3 separate regions of the Homo sapiens genome follow, and regions 2 and 3 are each linked to region 1. Evidence: read pairs that join two places in POLR2A ChIA-PET (ENCODE). Cell type or tissue: HepG2. All regions are shown on one strand.

Evidence for each region. ChIA-PET counts read pairs that join two places held together with the same protein. Peaks named below come from ENCODE experiments on the same cell type or tissue, not always from the same donor. Only the 100,000 strongest peaks of a DNase experiment are listed, where the experiment ranks them.
Region 2: POLR2A ChIA-PET joins it to region 1 with 11 read pairs; 3 of 35 experiments call an interaction of 5 or more read pairs at or near these places.
Region 3: POLR2A ChIA-PET joins it to region 1 with 15 read pairs; 8 of 35 experiments call an interaction of 5 or more read pairs at or near these places.

The regions. Positions count from the first base shown.
Region 1 is chr17:72,396,733-72,401,732 of GRCh38, reverse strand. No RefSeq gene overlaps it. Among named protein-coding and RNA genes, the nearest start is that of LINC02003, 56 kb to the right of the region's middle. RefSeq lists an enhancer at 1,171-1,465. In HepG2, no CTCF peak of the experiment used is centred here; DNase peaks (open chromatin) are centred at 1,332, 1,982 and 4,402; H3K4me3 peaks cover 841 bases.
Region 2 is chr17:72,090,648-72,095,647 of GRCh38, reverse strand. The region is part of intron 2 of SOX9-AS1 (SOX9 antisense RNA 1); the gene reads left to right. LINC02097 (long intergenic non-protein coding RNA 2097) reads right to left here. Exons shown (of 6, transcript NR_110827.1): 6 at 2,167-2,718. Among named protein-coding and RNA genes, the nearest start is that of LINC02097, 21 kb to the right of the region's middle. RefSeq lists an enhancer at 2,489-3,002. In HepG2, a CTCF peak has its summit at 2,877 (motif pointing left); a DNase peak (open chromatin) is centred at 2,727.
Region 3 is chr17:72,462,801-72,467,800 of GRCh38, reverse strand. The region is part of intron 1 of LINC00673 (long intergenic non-protein coding RNA 673); the gene reads left to right. Among named protein-coding and RNA genes, the nearest start is that of LINC02003, 120 kb to the right of the region's middle. RefSeq lists an enhancer at 2,093-2,302. In HepG2, no CTCF peak of the experiment used is centred here; DNase peaks (open chromatin) are centred at 1,450 and 2,100; H3K4me3 peaks cover 663 bases.

The DNA.
Region 1 (5,000 bases):
TGGCAAGACCACAGGGAGGGAATTACATGCTAGGGTAGAGATGAACTTATGGACGTATCATGCACCTTGGTGTTTGCCCCTGTAGTGATTCTCACTACCTTCGCTACCATTGGAGGGATGCTCACCCACCTCCTTGGGTGCCATTTTTCTTTTTTAAAAGATGAAGGCATTTCAGATGATCCCTTCATTTATGTTCTACTTTCATTCTTTGGTTTCAAAAGAAGTCCTGATCTTATGTCAAAGGCAACAATCTCTTCTCTCAATCTCTCTCTCTCTCTCACTCTCTCTCTCTGGCTCACTCTGTCACCCAGGTTGGAGTACAGTGGCATGATCTCAGCTCACTGCAGCCTCGACTTCCTGGGCTCAAGAAATCCTCCTGTCTCTGCCTTCCGAGTAGCTGTGATCACAGTTGTATGCCATCATGCCCAGGTAATTTTTTTTATTTTTATTTTTTTGTAGAGACAGGGTCTCACCATCTTGCCCAGGCTCGTCTTGAACTCCTGGGCTCAAGCAATCCTCCTGCCTTGGCCTCCTGAAGTATGTGAGCCAATGCGCCTGGCCCTCTCTTTTCTTATCTCCTTATCCATATGCAATCACAGAACCTGAGAGGCTGAAGTGGTCTAAAGCATCACTCTTCTCTAGATTTATCTCTGACTAATGCAGGAATCCCCTTTCAAATCAGGCAAGGGATCGTTCAGCCCAGGGGAGAGAGGACTATGAGAGAGGCTGAGTGATACCCAGCCTGATGGGGAAGCAGTTGAATTTTAAAGAGTGTTTCATACACTATCAGGTGGCCATGAATGTCAATTTCTTAATGAGATTTTGTGCTAAATGCTTTTTGCCCTCTTCCCCATGTTTGTTCTGGTTTAAAAAAAAAAAAAAAAGCACAGTGCAGGGAGGCAGAGAGACCTAAGTTTTTGTCTCAGAAAGCTCCTCATCATCTTAATTCCTTCCGTATAAAATGAGGGGTTTGGGCCACACGATCCCTGGAGCCTCTTCTATTAATAGTTCTGACATCCACGATGCTGGCATATTTGATGGATAAGCTATCAGCCTTCTAGGAGTCCATGTCTTAAAGTTTTGCTGGGGTTTTAGGTCTCATGTTAGAATAGTACGTTAGACATTGTCCAAGGTGCAATGTAAAGTGATTTCATCTTGCCTTAATTTCATTATGAACATAACTATTTCAAATTAGCTCCCCGACACCGCCCCCACCCCCCAATTTTGTTCAGCCTCGCCTGTGAGATTTTCCATGGCATTGGAACTTGATCCACAGGAGAACTTTGATCCTCTTCAAGCGGCCCTGGAAACCCATGTGGGAAAATATTAGTCATGTTGACAGGAGAGATAGGAGGTTCTCGTGGTGAAACAAGTCCCTCTGCTCAGGAGGCTGCAGTTTAAAGGATTTCAAGGTGACCTTGGAAGTGGTCACTGACCTTGGATAAGACCCTTATATGCCAGGCTGGTGGAGAACAGGTGGAGGGAGGCCTGAAGACAGCCCTAAACTGAGGGGTCTGGAAACCTGATCACCGGCCCTGCCCTTGGCTTCAACTAAGTCCGGGTCACATGTGAGTCACTCTAGCCTTTTCTCTGGGTCTCAGTTTTCTCATCTATAAAAGGGACAGAGAAGGGGCAGGGGTTGGTCTTGACGATTCTCTGAGGTTCCTGCCATGCATCAAGTTCTCAGCCTTGCCTGGCCCAGCTGGTTCCTGACAAGCAGTAGCCCTTTCTCCCTTTGCCTTTGGCTGTGCAAGTCAAAAACAGGGCTGTCCGGGAAGTCCATTACCAAAGAATACTTCAAAGCTGTTTGCACGCATTGTCAGTTGCACTGAACATGAGTTTGTTGAGGGAGAAGGTAAATAGACATACAGGCTGATGACAGGAGGGGTGGAAGGGGGACCACTATTTACCCCCAGGGTGGCTGGGAGGGGAAAAAAAAAGAAACCCTGCCTGCCGTTTTGACCAATAAATAAAAACTGGGAGCTCTGCGTGGCTAAAACCATAGGGGATTTATTAGTTTGCTTAGTGAAAGGCAAATATTAAGTCTTAAGTTGACCCGTCCTGGGACCTGCCTTTTGGCTTTTGTATGCCGTGCGGCACCGATCACTGGGCCCTCGGGTTATCGAGTTCTGTTGGAGTTTTTTTTTTTTTTTTAATTGTTTTCCATCTCCGTCTTTTCTTCCTCTTTCACCTGCCCCCTTCCCACTATGTCCCGCCTTTTTCGGTAACTTAGGTCTGGGTTTTGGAGGGGTGAGAAGGGCAAGGGTGAAAAACATGTTCTGCTTGTAGAACTGTCTATGCCCAGGGCTCTGGCCAGCCCAGGAATTGCCGATGCCCGGGATGTGGTGGCTCAGGGTAGTGACTCCAGCAGGTGGTCCTCCTGGGTCCCTTCCATCCTCTCTCCTGGACTATTAATGTTAGGTCCCAGGTGTAAGGCAAAGGCCTTGTCCCTCACGAAAATGAGCATAATGACAAGCATTGGAAAAGAACAGAGCACGCCTATTTCTAAGTTTTAACTTTCCTATCCCATCTGAGTCTTCATACCCAGCAGATGATTTCAGCCTGAAAGAGGAACTGTTCAAGGTGGGGCTGTGTCCATTAGGGTCTGACCAGGGCTTGTGACTCACCATGGAGTGAAATATCGGGACAAGAGGGGCTGGATGGCCACCGAGTCTATTCAGTTTTCAAGTAGGAGATGCAGTGAAACTAAACTAGATGGAGCATTGTTTATCCTTTGCTTTAAACATCCACAGTGTAATCCAGGCTATTCTAAAACATTGCAGTTTGTGGGTGCTACGGTCTCATGGGTGGTGCTTGCTAACAGCCACCCACTGTCATGTACAGCACAGCAGGACACACTGCTCCATGCCAGACCCTAAGTGCCCATTTCCTGGTCCACCCCAGTGACTGTCCAGGATGCATCTTTTTTTTTTTTTTCTTTTGAGACAGAGTCTTGCACCGTTGCCCAGGCTGGAGTGCAGTGGCGCAATCTCGGCTCACTGCAAGCTCTGCCTCCTGGGTTCACGCCATTCTCCTGCCTCAGCCTCCCGAGTAGCTGGGACTACAGGCACCTGCCACCACACCCGGCTAATTTTTTGTACTTTTAGTAGAGACGGGGTTTCATCGTGTTAGCCAGGATGGTCTTGATCTCCTGACCTCGTGATCCACCCACCTCGGCCTCCCAAAGTGCTGGGATTACAGGCGTGAGCCACTGCGCCAGCCCAGGATGCATCTTATTAATCTACGTGGGGCACTATGGCTTCCCAAATCACTACTCACATTCTAGAACTGCTTACTTCAGAAAGTTTCTTGCACATTCCAGTAATTATTTTTTTTTTTTTTTGAGATGGGGGTCTCACTATGTTGCCCAGGCTGGTCTTGAACTCCTCCACTCAAGCAATCCTCCCACCTCAGCCTCCCAAAGTGCTGGGATTACAGGTGTGAGCCACCATGCTTGGCCCAGTAATGATTTTTTATTGAATTCAGCACGATCGTTAATCCTTTGGCAATTCTTCACAGAGGAGTATTTTTTAAAGGATAGACATCGGGCATCCAGGGTACTGAAATCCTACGAATGCTTCGAGGCTCATCTCAAATGCTTCCTTCTCTCAGAAGCCGTCCTGGATTTCTCCTTCCCTCTCAACCAGTTGTGACCTCTCCCTCACATATTCTGACATAGGTACTCAAAAAAATGTCAGTCTTCCTTCCTTGACCATAGCACTTTAGTATCTCATTTACTGCACTTACAATGGACTTGTTTTGGCACCCTCTTCTCTCCCAACTCTCTTTCTCTCTCTTTTATAAGAATAGGGACTGAGTCATTGTTTACTCATTGAAATTTATCGTTGAAATGCTCCCAAACGTCCATGGTCACATGGGAAGCACTGTGATGGGCATTTCATATACTTCTCATTTAATCATCGGCAAACAAGACTTTACAGTAATCAATTGCTTTGACCAAGTCTTTTATGTGAACTTTGAGATTCAAAACCAGGGTCATGGACAATCTGAAATTCAGAGCTTGTGAAGTTGCAGCATGATGGCTTTTACATGGTAGGATGTACAAAAATGATGTTGAGTTGACTTTTCCTATTACCAACCTGTTATTGTGTGTACCACCAAATTTGCCTTTTTTTTTTTTTTTTTGCTTGCTCAGGAGTAATCAATAAAGTGTTTTCCACTTTGGGAGGCCAAGACAGGAGGATCACTTAAGCCCAGGAGTTTCAGACCAGCCCGGGCAACATAGGGAGACCCCCATCTCTACAAAATTAAAAAAACAAAAACAAAAACAAACATAGCCAAGTGTGGTGGTGCATGCCTGTAGTCCCAGCTACTTGGGAGGCTGAGGTGAGAGAATCGGTTGAACCTGGGAGGTCAAGGCTGCAGTGAACTGTGATTGAGTCACTGCACTCCAGCCTGGGTGACAGAGTAAAACCCTGACTCAAAAAATCAATAAAGAAAGAAAGTGTTTTCCAAACAGCAGAGAAATTTTGTTTGTTGCCTGATTGGTTGGTTTCCATGTAGAAACTCTTCCTGAAAATAGAATTATGTCTGATTTTTGCCAGTTACCCCATGAGCTAGTTTCATTTTTAGGGTGGGAAATAAAAATATCAGTTCAAAAGTTTAGATCAAAATTTCTAGGGTTTCGTTCACCCTGTCTAATAAGGAGAACTTAAAAAAAAAAGGATCTTCCCATTAATATCCAAATAATTTCACTCTGTCTAATAGGGAGAACTACAGAAAAAACAAAAGGGACCTGCCCATTAATATCCAACCTCACAGGTAGAGACCTTCGGTGTTAATAGGCAGATCCCTTGCCATGAGAACTGGACCTAGGTTCAAGGTCTTACCACCTGAGGACCAAAGGCCAAGGGAGAAAAGGCACCACTCAGGGGCAAGCAGGCCCTGGGAGGAAAAGTCTGTCTCCCTTGACTCCTGATTTCTCCTCCTGGGGGTTTGTGGGGGTGGGGGTGGGGGTGGTGGTATGGGGGTGTGTGGAG
Region 2 (5,000 bases), 310 kb after region 1:
GAGGCTGGGGCTTGGCTGGCAGGATATGGAGTGTGTGTATTTTCTGTTTATTCTTGAAGTTTCCTTCCCTGCAAATACATGCCTAGTTGCCATGTGCCTTTCACAAGGAAGCCAACGCCAGCACTCCATCGCTCATGAGCAGTCCTGCAAAAACAAATCCATATCCTTAATGCAACCCTAGGTGCCAGCAAGTCAGGCCTGCACTGGCCAGGCAGCCTGGAGCTTAGGAACAATCTGGTCCTCAGGAAGGGAGGGAAGAAAAACAATTTCAAATTCCAGGCACCTGGGGCCTCTTACAGACGGCCATTGTCGGGAGAAGGGAAAACTAAACTGTGTAAAGGAGCTGGTGGCGCCTTTGGGAAGGGTAGAGGATATTGAGGTTGGAGGCTGCTGCTCAGGGTGTGTGCACAGTGGGCATGGGATGGGGTAATCTGAAGAAAGAGCTGAACAGTTCACTTGTGTGAGCTTGGGCAGCTTGCCTTTAGGTGCCTCAGTTTCCTCATTTTAAAATGATGAGAAGAGTAACATCTGCCCCGGTTCCCTCAAGTTGGGCATACAAATGTGAATAGGCTTAGAAAAGGGTGACAGACTCTTTAGATGTCAGGGATTGCAGAAGAGGGCTGCCTCCCTTTTTAATTATTCTGTTGATTAGGACCTCTGGTATGTCTTAGTAAGTTTCCCCCTCCTGGGAATAACCACCTGAGAAGAGCCCTGTAGTTTCCTGTTGCCCAAGATGAAGGTGGTGGTTGGATGCTCTTCAGGAGTGATCAAGGTTAGGTTAACCCTCAAAAGGCTTTGGTAGCTGCAGAATGGAATGAGCATATCAAGTTTTAAAGCACCAGGAGCCACCAGAGAAAGATGCAGCAGGGCTCTTGATACATATTGATGATGATGATGACAACAATGAAGATGGTAACAGTGATCATTCATTGAGTTGACTGAGTACACTGCATGCCTGGTAAGTAGCACAGGGCACTTCATTCTTATCATCTCATTTGATCCTCACAAGACGTCCATCAGGCAGGTGCTAGGATGATTTCCACTTTGCAGATGAGAAGGTTGGGGCACAAAGGGGTTGATAATTTGCATAACATCATACTGCTAGTAAGTGGCAGCGCTGATACTCAAAGCCGCATATATCTGACTCCAAAAAGAATAATCTGCTAATATTATACATGGATTTTTTTAAAGAAATGAACTTTAAAATTTGCATCGTTAATGTCTGTCTTCCTAGAAGACTTGTATAATATAAGCATATATGAACTATATTTAACATTTATTGGTGAAAAATTATTTACCATGTGAGGTTGCTTGATTTGTTGTTTTGTACATTTTTGGTCTCTGGAGCTTCAGAGAAAGAAAATATTAATACAATGCAAAAACTGTCCGCTGACAGCTGGTACTGTTTGTTTTCTGTGATATGCTTTTCAGTCCAGTAACAGTTAGCCAGAGAATGGATGGGTGGGGAAAATATGTTCCAGGTAGAGGGAACAGCATGTGCAAAATCCAGGTATAAGAGAAAACATGGTGGGTTCTGGGAATGGCAGGTCAGTAAGATAATTAGAAAACAGAAGGCCAGTGCAGGTATGGGATGGAGTGAGAGATAAACCTGGGGAAATAGGCTGCGGTCAGACCAGAAAAAGCCTTCTCTGCGATGTTAAAGACTTTGCAATTCATCTAAAACCAATGAATACCATGAAGCTGAAGACAGACGTGATCCAATTTGCATTTTAGAATGAGAATGCTGGGTGGAATGCACCACTTTTCTTGCTGCAGGCCTAGAACCATATATTTCCCCATTCAAATGGCAAGAGCAGTTGAATGTTTTTATGTCCTAGCTCAGTACTCCAGAAGGCTCCTTGAAAGCATACAGCATTTTCTTCTTTGGTGTCAGGGAGTCCAGCCAACCATAGCTGTTGCTGCAGCCTGGCCCTAACCTCAGAAGACTGCATGCTTTCCCCACTTTCAATATGCTTTCTGCATTTATTTTTCTCTATGAGATACTAAAAAGACAGGTGCTGAGTTTTGGGGCTTTCTGCTCACTGTTAGCCCTTATGCTGTGTTGTGCTGAATGCTCAGCTGAAGCTACCTGGAAGTGGGTACGTGCTATGAGTTCCTGAGCGACCATTTACCTTAGCTATAAGTCATTCTGCACGCCAGGAAGGAGCAGGTTGATAAAGAGTGGTATTTATTTACTTAATAACAAAATAGAAATGTTGTTTGTATCCTACTAGCACTAGAATCCCTAAATGTTGTCTTCACCCACCACAATGGCAGGCTGGACAGTGACAGGTGAATAGAGATTTAAAAAAATCTGCTGGCCTCTCTCCTTGACATTGCTCTTCCCTGAAGTCAAAGACACCAGCATCTCTTTGCTCAGTCTTCTCTAGAAGCTGCAGATCAATGTGGAGAGGCAGGAAGAGAGGAGTGTAGTCCTGGACTTGTTTTAACCTTGGGAGTTCTTGTTGCTTTTTCTGATTCAATTGTCCAATTCATTCAGTCCACTAAATACATATTTCATGGGGCTCAGTTGCTAGGGTCAACCAATTGGGATAGAAGATCACAGGTAATGACTGCCAGGAAGCAGAGCCAAGAAATTCCTTCCTTGCTGCTTCATAGGTGACAGGTCTTCAGAAGGTGAAGGACTGTTGTTTGCAGGGTGGACTTCAGTGACCTGCATGGAGCTTGGGAAACTTCACAGTTCCACTTTGAACTCCCCTGTAAGAAGTCAGAGCAAACATTGGAGGTCAATGACCAAATCATGGCTTAAACTCTTTCCATGGGAGTCAAATTCCACTCCCAGCTGTTTAACCAGGACATCTGGAACCTGGATTTGAACATTTTGACCTCCATTATTGAAAGGCAGTCTATCAGTTGATTACCTACTACCACCTTTTGGCCAAAGAGAGAAAGAGAAGAAATAAAGATGGCCGAATGTGTTGTGTAGCCTTTGACTTAGTTAAATGGTTCAGCAGCCAAAATGGCATATTTGAAAGTTGGTCACTAAAATATTGATTATAGTAACAAACTATAGATCTGAGCTTCTCTTTTCTTACAAGCACAGTGGAGAAATAATTTAAAATGTGGAGGCACCATGAATATCACTGTGGATATTTTCATTAACTCTGTAAAAATCAGTCATCTATGCCGGAAGAACATGATGACAGACAGACACGTTTGTTCTTGGCATTTCCTTTTTTTTTTTTTTTAAACAGGGTTTCACTCTGTGGAGTGCAGTGGTGCAATCATAACTCACTGCTGCCTCAACCTCTCAGGCTCAAGTGATCCTCCCACCTCAGCCTCCCAAGTAGCTGCAACCACAGGCACTCACCACCATACCTGGCTAATTTCTGTATTTTTTTGTAGAGACAGGGTCTTAGCAGGCTGCTCAGACTGGTCCTGGGCTCAAGCAGTCCTCCCGCCTCAGCCTCCCAAAGTGCTGGGATTACAGGAGTGAGCCACTATGTCTGGTCCCCGACTTTTTTTTTTTTCATTTTCTCTTTTTAGTTTGATAGTTGTATTATTACCAAAATTTATTAGTACATTTGGAGATTATGGATAAGTATGAAACCTTATGTCAGGCTCTGCAAAGAGGACCTCAACTCAGTTTATTTTCTGTAATGGGGATTTATTGCAAGATTGGTGCATGTTGAGGGGGAGAAAGGGATGCTATCTCTCCGGATCCTAGTAGCCAGGACTGTGAGGCATAGCAACCTTCATAGAGAACTGGGCTTTAGAGACCAATCTTGTCTTGGTTTGCTTAATATTCATATTTCCTGAAAGAGAGGAAATTGGGCTTATCTGCCACCATTCTACATGGACAACCTTAGTGGGCAGAATTTAGGATAGCATATCCCAGAAATAGTTAGCCTTCTTTGTATCTGGTTCTGTGACTTCTCAGCCATTCCCTAAGGTAGTCAGATGTGTGGTTAGAGAGAGCAGGGTTGGTTTATCCACACGACATGGGAGGAACTACATCATGTTTGATATGGTTTGGCTGTGTCCCCACCCAAATCTCATCTTGAATTCCCATGTGTTGTGGGAGGGACCCAGTGGGAGGTAATTGAATCATGGGGGCAGGTCTTTCCCATGCTGTTCTCATGATAGTGACTAAGTCTCACAAGATCTGATGGTTATTATAAGGGGAGTTTTCCTGCACAAGCTCTCTGTCTTTGCCTGCTGTCATCTGTGTAAGACGTGACTTGCTCCTCCTTGCCTTCTGTTGTGATTGTGAGGCTTCCCCAGCCATGTGGAACTGTAAGTCCAATTAAAGCTCTTTCTTTTGTAAATTGCCCAGTCTCAGGTATGTCTTTATCAGCAGCATGAAAAGAGACTAATACAATGATATATAGGAATAAACCATGTTAGTCATTTTCCTTATACTGTGTTTGGACAAGTTGGGCATCTGATGATTTTGAGGTTTTTCCTGTAGCCCCTTCTTCATATTACTTTCATCTTGTACAAAGTCTTGGAGTATAATTTTATTGTTATGACATTTACGAATGCACTTTTTTTTTCTAATGATAAAGTTTTGTCTTTATAGGTTCATCTCAAAGATCTCTCTTTGCATAATGTGTGTGTGGACCTGCCTACAGATACATTGGGTGGAAGCCCTAGGAGCCTCAAGCAAGTCTGAAGATTGGCCCTGAGAACCACTGTTCTCATTATCAGCAAGGATTTTATCCAGAGACCTCTAGGAATACATTCACTAAAATGTGACTGTGGTCCTGTGGTTGTATGAACTCTGGCTCTTCTCGTGAATTACATTTCACTGGAGTCAGGTGTTTTCTGTAAACATCGTTAAACCACGAGACCAACTGCATTGAACATTTTTTGCACTACATTGTTTTATTTCTTGCTCGTCTTTTCCTTGCAGAGCTGGGGCTGGGGTGAGGTGTGTGGTGTACCTAGCACTCAAAATGTAAGGATTCTCAGAGTCATACAGGTGCACGGTCAGCACCTGAGAGTGAGCCACCCTTTAACATTTTGCCTTCTAGGTG
Region 3 (5,000 bases), 66 kb before region 1:
GACAGTGGGGAGGGCTGGGCCTAGAGGAAGAGCAGAAATGGGGAATATTTGGAAGCGGAGGCTGCTGGACGCAGAGACCTCCTGTTGGGGGTAGTACGTGGAGACAGAACCCTGCTTCTGGGCATCCTGGGGTAGTACTCACAGGGGCAGGGGGCCCAGGCATCTGCCAGAGCCAAAAATAATGAGCCAAGGCTCACATCCCTGCAGTTGGCTTCTCAATCACCGTTCAGTACCTTCTATGACCCCCAGTACAAGGTGGCCCTTAACCATTTGTCAAATGCATCCACTCTCCTCCCTCTCCCCAGTTCTAAAGGGTTCTTGGAGTCCATCTGAGCTGTGTTTCACTTGAGCGAAATGTTTAGGAGTTGGGCAGGAAGACTACTCCTTCATGGTAGCCTTGATGGAAGGTTTTTCTGAACAAGTGATATAAATCCCATGGGGTGGCTCCCCAGACACCTCCTTCTCATCACCTCCTTAACATACAGGAATCTGTGTTTTTAAGGATGCTGAACCCGTGCATCCCGTATCTCTGTCTGGAATTGCACTTCAGGTTCCAATCCTTGCTGCAGTGAACCTGGTGAGTTAATTTTCTTCTCATCAGTTTCAGTGACTACCTCCACAAAACACAGAGAAAATATTTACCTGTCTCATATGTTAATATGAGGATGAAAAGCCGTTTTTCCATGTCAAGTTCTTTCATGGAACAAGTGCTCAATACATGGGAGCTATTATCACGATTATCATATTCTTTTCAAAAGAAAGAGCTCTCTCAGGGTTTCCATTTAAATATTTGATTCTAGACCAGGAGTTGGCTAACTACAGTCTGTGGGCCAAGACCGGCCTGCCACCTGTTTTTGTACAGCTCGTGAGCTAAGAATCCTTTCCACATTAAAAGTTAAAATCAAAAAAAGGAATATTTTGTGACATGTGAAAATTATATGAAATGTAAATTTCCAAGTCTATGAATAAAGTTTTATTGAGACTCAGCTATACCTGTTCATTTGCTTATTGTCTATGGGTGCTTCATGCTACAATGGCAGAGTTGAGTAGCTCCGATGGAGATGTCATGGCCCACAAAGTTGAAAATGTTTACTCTGTGGTCCTTTACAGAAAAAGCTTGCCAGTCCCTATTCTAGATGACTGATTATTAAACAGGGAGTGTAGGAGTAGGTACCTAGTACAAAAATTGCTGGGCTTAATGCTGATTGGAATAGAGTTCACTAACAGTTGGAAAAGAAGAAAATGCAAGTATCTTTGGTATTTTAAAATAACAGAAGTAAAAAGGAAACAGGGACTGAGTTTTTGAGAATCCTGTACTGTTGATGATGTCACTTTTTCAGAAGTAATCTCTAAGTTTCAGTACACAGGCTGTAGGTATTTGCAGAGGGTGTGTGTTCTAAGATTCCCTTAAGCAGGGAACTCCCTAGGCTGTTGAATGGGTCAGGGTGGGGGTTGACAGTGGGGAGTGGAAGGGGGAGGCTTGACTCATGTCCACCCTCCTCATCCCTCTGCCTTTCCACAAGTGGGAGCTGCCTGTAGAAACAGAGCATTGCTTAAGAAGCTCAAGTTTTATTTCACCTGTTGGGTGTATTTGTCTGTTTATACTCTGCCTCATTCCACTTTCTTCTAGAAAGGATTTAAGGCAGCCAGGACCCTTCAGTGTCAAAAATCCCAGATCCTAGAAGAAGCAATGCCTAGGGGCTGTGTTTGAGGGGAGTACGCAGAGTGAGGTGTCACTGATGATTTCAAAGAGGTGACCCTGGAGCTGAACTGTTTTTCAACGAAGGGAACATTCTTTTCTTGCCTTTATCTCTCTGTCCCCTGTCACCCCGATCTCTGCTCCCACTCCCAACTCCTCAAAGGGCAAATTGTGTTGCCTTGGGTCTCATGGAGGAGAGAAGGCAGGGACAGAGAAGAGTCTGCCCGAAGCAAATGCCAATCCTTGCAGAGTGCCGAGCGAGCTGGGAGCAGCGGTGAGCTGGGTTGAGGGGCAGCCATAGGAACAAGCGCAGGGAGAAGGCTGAGTAATGGACGGGAGGCACAGTGGGTGACAGGGCTGAGAGCACAATTTATGAGTCACCCCGAGCAGCTGCTCTTTGCCCCAGGGGAGCAACTCACACATTCCCAAGGGAGCCAGTGCCTGGGAGACGTGACGTCGTTGTCACTGGGAGAGGAGTTTCAACCATGTGTGGCTTCGGAGGAGCTTGTTCCCATGGGTAACACCCAAGATTCTCAGGATGCAAAATCCCAGCCAAAAGGAGATGGGGCTCTAAGACTTCTTGTGCATGCTTGTATGTATGTATGTATGTGTGTGCAGGTGTGCATATGTGTGTGTGTGCATGTGTGTGAAAGAATGTGTCTCCTCCATGCTGAGACCTCATTATTAACTGCTGATCTGTGCATCCAGGGTGGTAAGAACTTTCATCGTTCATGGAGGAGGTGGTGGCTCTGTGACTAATAGCCCGCCAGTCCGTAGCCATCCCAACATTTTTCTCAAGGATGCTCCCTCCACAAAATCCTGCTCCAAACCCATGATTTGCATGAAACATTCCCTGTTCAACCACGACGGCTCCTCATCTGGCATGTACATTTGGATCATGGTTAGAGGGGGCTGGCCACCTCTGATTGAATTCAGAAAGCCAGCCCGGTGCCGCCCACTGACTCTCTCCCAGGCATCAGCCTTAAAGTTCTGGCAGCTATTCCCAGCTAAATGGGTGCATCAGGCCTTCTTACTGCATAGATAGTTAATAGGGGAAGGAAGAGAGCTCACTCACAGCCTCTCACTGCTGCAGTTTGTTTTATAAACCTGATAGGCACACAGCAAACCCAATGACCAGATACAATGGAAGCAGCCTTTCCTTTTGCACTGTCACCAGCCGTGGCTTTATAAAACCGTTGTTTTTCCTTACCTGGGAAGCCCTTGGGCTGTCCCTTACTTCCTTGATAAGCCAGGCAAGGACATGACAACCTTTAAAATATTGTATCTCTGTGGATAACTGAGCCCAAGAAGAGGAAGGATCTAGTGTATGCCTCCTTAACAATGAAATGAAAAACACAGGGAGCCAAAACCAAGTTTAAATGAGGGTCAGTGGATAACGCATGAACTGGGAACACAATTTGGTTGGGGAAGCTTGTCTATCCGTGGTGTTTTCTGGATAGCTGTTTTCCAGCACACACAAGTATACAACACTTATTTAAAACAGGCCAAGTGCGGTGGCTTACACCTATAACCCCAGCGCTTCGGGAGGCCGAGGCGGGAGGATCACTTGAGCCCAGAAGTTCAAGACCAGCCTGGGCAATGTAGTGAGACCTCATCTCTACAACAAATTTGAAAATTAGCTGGATGTGGTGGCACACACCTGTGGTCCCAGGCACTTGGGAGGCTGAGGCAGGAGGATTGCTTGAGCCCTGAAGGTCAAGGCTGCAGTGAGCCATGACTGTGCCACTGCACTCCAGCCTGGGAAACAGAGGAAAACCCTGTCTCAAAGAAATAATAAAAGAAAAGAAATAAAACAGACTTCCCCAAGAATAGTAAACCACAGTTACAAGTTCATATTTGTAAGTTTATTGTTTTATTGAATCTATTTTTTGGGGTGGATACTTGTTGATAGTCCCTGTGGGTACCTGGGATGTTCCTCCTAGCATAGACGGCAAAAATTTCCAGTGAATTCCTCATTTCCTCCTGTTTCTTTGTGAATGCCCGTAGCTTTAAGGGCCTCTCACCTCCTCAGAGGCAGAGGAGGTTTGTGGACTGGGTGCTAAGCTAATACCCAGGAACTGAATTTTGTTTTGTTTGCTCCACCCACTCTTGGGTAGAGGTGCCGATAGGATGGCCACACTGTGGCCACAGCAAACAGAAATGACCAGCACTACCCAGATAGGAAGCACACGTGCCCAGCTGATCCTTCGGTCCTGGGGAGCTACCTGAATCTCATGGGAAACCCACTTTCCTTTTTCCCCACCACAGACTTGGCTTTCTGCTTCCTTTCTGCTCTGCTCTTTCTGAAAATGCAAATGTGTGTTGGGCAGATCTCCTATGCAGGGAGATTGGCAGAGCCCCTAGGGACACTTGACTGACCAAGGCTTCTTCGTGGAGAGCTGTTTTCTGGTTTATTCTGTCTTGTGATCGATAGGAAACACTGGCCAGGCTTCTTATTTTCCAAGGCTGCTGCTTTCTGACAGGCTTTAAGGGATTAAGGGTTGAATACAGGTGGGTTTCTTCCCCCTCCTGACTCTGTCACCTGGACATTGCCATGGCAATAATCCTCCCTGAAACAAAAATAAAGGGCAGAACCGGTTGGACAGAAAGTGTAGCCGAAAAGTCTTCCAGGGACACTGAGAGTTGAGGGACTTTGAGGCCGCATGGGGCTCCATAGAGCAGCAATCCCCAACCTTTTTGGCACCAGGGACTGGTTTTCTGGAAGATAATTTTTCCGTGGATGTGGTGGGGTGGGGTGGGGTGGGGGTAGTTTCTGGATGATTCAAGCACATTACACTTATTGTGTACTTTATTTCTATTATTATTACATTGTAATATGAAATAATTATACAATTCACCATAACATAGAATCTGTGGGAGCCCTGAGCTTGTTTTCCTACAACTAGACAGTCCCATCTGGGGGCGATGGGAGACAGTGACAGATCATCAGGCATTAGATTCTCATAAGGAATGCACAACCTACATTCCTCACATGTGCAGTTCACAATAGGGTTCTCGCTCCTATAAGAATTTGATGCCATCACTGATCTTACAGGAGGTGGAGCTCAGGTGGTAATGTGAGCAATGGGGAGCGGCTGTCAATACAAATGACACTTTGCTCACTCACCCACCACTCACCTCCTGCTGTGCAGCCTGGTTCTTAACAGGCCATGGAGCAGTAATGCGTCCATGGCCTGGGGGTTAGGAACCCCTGCTATAGATCATGTCCACAAGAGCAAGGAGGTAAAAAAAAAAATGAGTGGCCTTGGTGTTAGGGAACACTATACATCAAAGTGCCATC